Linked DNA regions of Homo sapiens: region 2 is linked to region 1. Evidence: chromatin contacts called from ENCODE POLR2A ChIA-PET data. All regions are on one chromosome and are shown on one strand. The core of a region is the stretch at or near the end of the contact, and the rest is flanking DNA. Distances in the headings are between cores, read along the strand shown. Region 1 overlaps HSH2D (hematopoietic SH2 domain containing). Region 2 holds the start of ANKLE1 (ankyrin repeat and LEM domain containing 1).

Region 1 (3,482 bases), core at 44-2,543:
CATCAAGCTTGATTCTTGTCTTCCCTCCCTTCTCTACCCAGGTGACCTTCCCTCCACCCCAGGAAGCTATGACAGAGGCCGGGAAGCTGCCCCTACCGCTACCCCCACGGCTGGACTGGTTTGTGCACACCCAGATGGGCCAGCTGGCCCAAGACGGGGTCCCCGAGTGGTTCCATGGTGCAATCTCAAGAGAGTGAGGACACACCCACACCCTCCACCCTGCCCTCCCCACCCTGTCCTTGTCTGTCCCTACCCTGGGCAGCTTTTAACTGCAGAATTCTGGACTTGGCTCAGCTCAGTGTGGCAAGAGGCTAAAATGAGCTCCAGGCTCCCAGGCTTGAATCCTGCCACCTCTTTGGGCTCACTGTGTGACCTGGGGCAAGTTACTTGCTCTCTCTGAGCCTCAGCTTTCTCTATACAAGTGGCCAACAGACCAGCACTGCCAGGGACCTGGCAGCACCCCACACCTCGCCCAGGCCAAGCATTACCAATCAACGATGGCAGCATGCAGCCTCAGAATCTTTCTCTCTTTCTTTTTGAGACAGGGTCTCACTCTGTCACCCAGGCTGGAGTGCAGTGGTGCAATCTTGGCTCACTGCAACCTCTGCCTCCCGGACTCAAGTGATTCTTCCGCCTCAACTTGCTAAGTAGCTGGGATTACAGGCACATGCCACCAAGCCTGACTAATTTTTGTGTTTATAGTAGAGATAGGGTTTCACCATGTTGGCCAGGCTGGTCTCAAACTCCTGGCCTCAAGTGATTCACCCGCCTCGGCCTCCCGAAGTGCTGGGATTACAGGCGTGAGCCACCGCACCCGGCCAGAATCTTTCTGAACACAGTACTCCAAGCAGCTGCTCTCAACCCATCAGGATACAACCAATGTGCCCTTTCTTTTTTTTTCTTTTTCTATTTTTTTTTTTTGAGACAGAGTTCCGCTCCTGTTGCCCAGGCTGGTGTGTAGTGGCGCGATCTCGGCTCACTGCAGCCTCTATCTCCTGGGTTCAAGCAATCCTCCTGCCTCATGAGTAGCTGGGACTACAGGCATGCACCACCGCACCCGGCTAATATTTGTATTTTTAGTAGAGACGAGGTTTCACCATGTTGGCCAGGCTAGTCTCAAACTCCTGACCTCAAGTGATCTGCCGGCCTCGGCCTCCCAAAGTGCTGGGATTACAGGCATGAGCCACCGTGCCTGGCCCCAATGTGCCCTTTCTACCTCAGACTGTGAGCTCTGAGGATGTGGGCCCGGCTCTAACTAAATGGAGGAAAAAATATTTATGGCCACTCTCTGCATGCAGGAAATTGAGAAAATTCTGTGAAGGCCACAGAGAGGAAGTAGTATTGGTCATGGTTTCTGAGCTCTGGGGCCTTGCTGAATAACAGAAATATAACATGAGTTGCACATTGCAATTTAAAAAAATTTTAGTAGTTATATTAAAAGAAGCAGCTGGCTGCACTGGCACTTACCTTTAATCCCAGCTACTTGGAATGCTGAGGCGGGAGGATCGCTTGAGCCCAGGAGTTCAAGGCTGGCCTGGACAACATAGTGAGACTCCATCTCTAAAAGGAATTTTAGGCTGGGTGCAGTGGCTCATGCTTGTAATCCCAGCACTTTGGGAGGCCGAGGCTGGCAGACCACCTGAGGTCAGGAGTTTGAGACCAGCCTGGACAACATGGTGAAACCTTGTGTCTACTGAAAATACAAAATTAGCCAGGCGTGGTGGCGCATGCCTGTAATCCCAGCTACTCGAGAGGCTGAGGCAGCAGAATCACTTGAACCCAGGAGGCGGAGATTGCAGTGAGCTGAGGTCGTGCCACTGCACTCCAGGCTGAGCAACAAGAGTAAAACTCCGTCTCAAAAAAAAAAAAATTAACTGGGCACGGTGGCACGTGCCTGTAATCCCAGCTACTCGGGTGGCTGAGGCAGGAGACTTGCTGGAACCCTGCAGGCAGAGATCATGCCACTGCACTCCAGCCTGGGTGACAGAGCAAGATTCCAGCTCAAAAAAAAAAAAAAATTAAAAAAATTAGCCAGGCGTGTGGAACATGCCTGTGGTTCTGGCTACTCAGGAGGCTGAGGTGGGAGGATCTCTTGAGCCCAGGAATTCAAGGTTTCAGTGAGTTATGATTGCATCTCTGCACTCCAGCCTGAGTGATAGAGTAAGACCCTGTCTCAAAAACAAAAAACAATTCATGAAACAGCATATGTTCCTTTTTTGTGTTGTTTTGGAAATCAGTACAAAAGGCCAGTGGCCTCTGTATTGAACAGTGCAGGACCAAAGTCTCCCCAGCTTGTCCCACAGAAGGCGGCCTTCCTCTCTGTGAACTCCAGATAATAATGGTAATAATATAGAAAATAGACTGATTTCGGTGGCTCACGCCTGTAATCCCAGCACTTTGGGAGGCCGAGGCGGGCGGATCACCAGAGGTCAGGAGCTCGAGACCAGCCTGGCAAACATGGTGAAACCCCGTCTCTACTAAAAATACAAAAAATTAGCTGGGCGTGGTTGCGGGTACCTGTAATCCCAGTTACTTGGGAGGCTGAGGCAGGAGAATAGCTTGAACCTGGGAGGCAGAGGTTGCAGTGAGCCAAGATTGCATCATTGCACTCCAGCCTGGGCAACAAAAGCAAAACTCCAACTCAAAAAAAAAAAAAAAAAGAGAGAGAGAGAGAATAATAGTAATAATAACAGCAAACATTTTGGGAGCACTTACCAGGTAGCAGCTGTCATGCTTATGTTGCAAGTTCTTTCTGTTCTCACAGCAGCCTTGGAAGTGGAGTTTACTCTCCCCTTGAGGAAGCTGAAGGTCAGAAAGGGAGAGACGATTGCCTGAGGTCACACAGCTGATGGACAGTAGAGCTGGGTTATGAACTCGAATGCATCTGAGCATACAGGTCCTTCTTTGTTACTTGTGACACCTTGATCCACCCAAAGGTGCCTTAATCGGGGGATTCCAGGCATTGGGAAGGGGCTGTGGGAGATGGGAGGAGGTCTGGCCTGAGATCAAGGTCATCAGACGCCTCCTAGCTCCTCGGGGGGAACATCCCTAATCCCTGAATAGCCCAAGGTCTGCCACAGCTGAAAAAAAAAAAAAAAAAAAAAAAAGATGGGTTTGGGGTGTTTGTTCATTTAGAAAACAGGCCGGGCACAGTGGCTCACACCTGTAATCCCAGCACTTTGGGAGGCTGAGGCAGGCGGATCACTTGAGGACAGGGGTTTGAGACCAGCCTGGCCAACATGGTGAAACCCTGTCTCTACTAAAAAAAAAAAAAAAAAGTTGGGCATGGTGGCGGGCGCCTGTAATCCCCGCTACTCAGGAGGCTGAGGCAAGAGAATCACCTGAACCCAGGAGGTTGAGGCTGCAGTAAGCCAAGGTCACGCCATTGCACTCAGCCTGGGAGACAGAGCGAGACTCTGTCTCAACAAAAAAAAAAAAAAAAAGGAAAAAAGAGGCCGGGCACGGTGGCTCACACCTATAAT
Region 2 (3,159 bases), core at 349-2,848, 1.1 Mb after region 1:
GTCCAGCCCTCCAAAATACTGAAGTCCTAGTTCCGCTGGATTGAAAATGGGCAACGCAGAACGGGGACTGGAAATTTTTTAAAAATTGTTTTTAAAGACGGGGTCTTGGCCAGGCGCAGTGGCTCACGGCTGTAATCTCAGCACTTTGGGAGGCCGAGGTGGGCGGATCACAAGGTCAGGAGTTCGAGACCAGCCTGACCAACATGGTGAAACCCCGTCTTTACTAAAAATAAAAAATTAGGCGTGATGGTGCATGCCTGTAATCCCAGCTACTGGGGAGGCTGAGGCAGGAGAAGCTGTTGAACCCTGGAGGAGGAGGTTGCAGTGAGCTGAGATCACACCACTGCACTCCAGCCTGGGCAACAAGAGCAAAACTCCGTCTCAAAAATAAATAAATAAATAAAACAAAGACAAGGTCTCCGCCTGTAATCCTAGCACTTTGGGAGGCCGAGGCGGGCGGATCACCTGAGATCAGGAGCTCAAGACCAGCCTGGACAACATGGTGAAACCCCATCTCTACTAAAAATACAAAAATTAGCCGAGAGTGGTGGCACATGCCTGTAATCCCAGCTACTTGGGAGGCCGAGGCAGAATAGCTTGAACCTGGGAGGCAAATGTTGCAGTGAGCCCAGATTGCGCCACTGCACTCCAGCCTGGGCGACAGGGTAAGATCCGGCTCAAAAAAAAAAAAAAAAAAAAAAAAAAAAATAGGGCCTCACTCCGTTGCCCAGGCTGGTCTCAAACTCCTGCACTCACTAAAAGAAAAGAAAAGCAACAACAAACTAGTAGGCTCAAACGATCTTCTCTCCTCAGCCTCCCAAAGCACTGTGCTTAAAGGCGTGAGCTGGGCCCTCGGCCTGGGGGTTGGAAATTGAAGCCTCTATTTTATGTATTTATTTATTTTCTGAGACAGAGTTTTGCTCTGTTGCCCAGGCTGGAGTGCAGTGGTGTGATCATGGCTCACTGCATCCTCGAACTTCCGGGCTCAAGAGATTCTACCAACTCAGCCTCCCAAGTAGCTGGGACCACAGGTGCAAGCCACCCACGCCCGGCTAGTTTTTTGTATTTTTTTGTAGGGACTGGGTTTATCCAAGTTGCCCAGGCTGGTCTCGAACCCCAGAGCTCAAGCAACCCTCCTGCCTGGGCCTCCCGAAGTGCTGGGATTACAGGTGTGAGCCACCGTGCCCGGCCTAAGCCTCTCATAAGGCCGTGCTCCCTGCCAGAGGCCACCCTTGAAGAAGATTCCCTGAGACTTAATGACCTGGGGCACCCCGGACTTTCTTAATCGTAGCTCCACCCACTCGAGCCGGGTGCCTTCGCGTTTCCCGTTTTTAAATGAGATAGTGGCACACCCGGTGGCATCCTCCCACCCGGGCTCTTATCGGCGGTCCCAGACCCTGCTTGAGCGCCTCCGGGTGTCAAGGGCCCCTGAGGACACTAAAGCTCTCGAACCCCGATGTGGACCCCCGTGCGGCGCGGGGCAGCCTGGCTGGGAACCCTGCTCGGCCCTGGAGAGGGGCCCCCCGAGCCGAGGGGAGGAGCGGCGCATGCCCACAAGCCCCCCGCGGGAAGTAGGAAATCGACCGACCAGGCGGTGCGCTTCGGACCCAGCCAGGGCATGTGCTCGGAGGCCCGCCTGGCTCGCAGGTTGCGGGATGCGCTGCGGGAGGAGGAGCCGTGGTGAGGGCGGGGCCGGGGGCGGGCCAGGAGTGGGGGTCTTTGGCCGGGGTCCACTCTGACCGCGGTGTTTGCAGGGCAGTAGAGGAGCTGCTGCGCTGCGGCGCGGACCCTAATTTGGTGCTAGAGGACGGCGCAGCGGCTGTGCACTTGGCGGCCGGAGCCCGGCACCCGCGCGGCCTGCGTTGCCTCGGGGCCCTACTGCGCCAAGGCGGGGACCCCAACGCTCGGTAAGATAGAGCCTGGGTCCGGGGCGGGGTCTCCCCAAGCCGAAGTCTGGGAATCCGGGAAGGGGCGCCCCATCATCCCGGGCCAGGCCTCGGGGCTCGAGGGTGGGGTTTAGGGGATCTTGGGGAGGGAACTTGGGGGTCCAAGGGCAGGGGCTAGGGCTCGAGGGAGGCGCTGGGGTCCCAGACCGAGGGCGTGGAATGGGGCTGCGCTAGGACCAAAGTGGGGATCAAGGGTTCGGATATTGGAGTGGAGGCACCAGGGTCAGACGGCAGAGGTTTGGGTCCTGGCCTGAGGTCATAGCATCTAGGTTCCAAGGGCAGTGTACCAGGGTGGACGGCGGAGATCCGGGAGGCCGAGAACGAAGGCTCCAGGTCCCCAGAGCGGAGATCGGGGTTCCTGCCGGGAGGCTGAGTCCGCAATGACCCCTCTTGCGCTGCCGCCCCAGATCTGTCGAGGCACTGACGCCGCTGCATGTGGCCGCCGCGTGGGGCTGCCGCCGCGGCCTGGAGCTGCTGCTGAGCCAAGGAGCGGACCCGGCGCTGCGCGACCAGGTTGGGAGGCACTGCGCGGGCAAAGAAAGGCTGGGTGAGCCCAGAGGGAGGGAAGGAAGGTAAGAGGGCCTCGGGCGCCCCCTGCTGACCGCGCCCCTGTAGGACGGACTCCGGCCGCTGGACCTGGCCCTGCAGCAGGGACACCTGGAGTGCGCGCGAGTCCTGCAGGATCTCGACACGCGGACCAGGACCCGGACCCGGATCGGGGCAGAGACTCAGGAGCCCGAGCCTGCACCTGGCAGTGAGTAGGGCCTGCAGGGCTGCTGGGGCTTGACTTCTGGACCAGTCCCTGACATCCAGGGTCTTCCCCACCCCACCCATTGGTTCTGACCGTCTCACATCCACTATTTGTGGCCAGCTCTTTCGGCCTCAGACACTCTGATCTCCTTTTTCTGTTTGATCCTATTCTCATCGCTGTCTCATCCCTCCTCCTCTCCTCTCTGGCCCCCACTCTCACCTGCAGCCCCAGGCCTCTCTGGACCTACCGATGAGACGCTGGACTCCATAGCACTCCAAAAGCAGCCATGCAGAGGTGACAACAGGGACATTGGCTTGGAGGCTGACCCAGGACCCCCCAGCCTCCCTGTTCCCCTTGAAACTGTGGACAAACATGGGAGCTCGGCGTCCCCTCCAGGGCACTGGGATTACAGCTCAGACGCCTCTTTCGTCACAGCGGTTGAGGTCTCTGGAGCTGAGGACC

What was found. ChIA-PET counts read pairs that join two places held with the same protein, here RNA polymerase II (POLR2A).
Region 2: POLR2A ChIA-PET joins it to region 1 with 11 read pairs in GM10248. The contact joins the promoter of ANKLE1 here to the enhancer-like site in region 1. POLR2A ChIA-PET finds 5 or more read pairs at or near these places in 2 of 52 experiments (GM10248 and activated B cell).

What each region holds. Positions count from the first base shown.
Region 1 is chr19:16,148,683-16,152,164 of GRCh38, forward strand. It overlaps HSH2D (hematopoietic SH2 domain containing), which reads left to right. Exons shown (of 6, transcript NM_001382417.1): 2 at 42-193. The coding sequence starts at 69. Among named protein-coding and RNA genes, the nearest start is that of HSH2D, 6.7 kb to the left of the region's middle. Within about 2 kb of position 1,294, at least 3 of the 41 ENCODE cell types and tissues checked have a DNase peak (open chromatin) inside an H3K27ac peak, as active enhancers do.
Region 2 is chr19:17,280,303-17,283,461 of GRCh38, forward strand. It overlaps ANKLE1 (ankyrin repeat and LEM domain containing 1), which reads left to right and starts at 1,599. Exons shown (of 9, transcript NM_152363.6): 1 at 1,599-1,680; 2 at 1,755-1,907; 3 at 2,354-2,459; 4 at 2,562-2,700; 5 at 2,923-3,159. The coding sequence starts at 1,619. RefSeq lists silencers at 1,461-1,510, 1,521-1,610.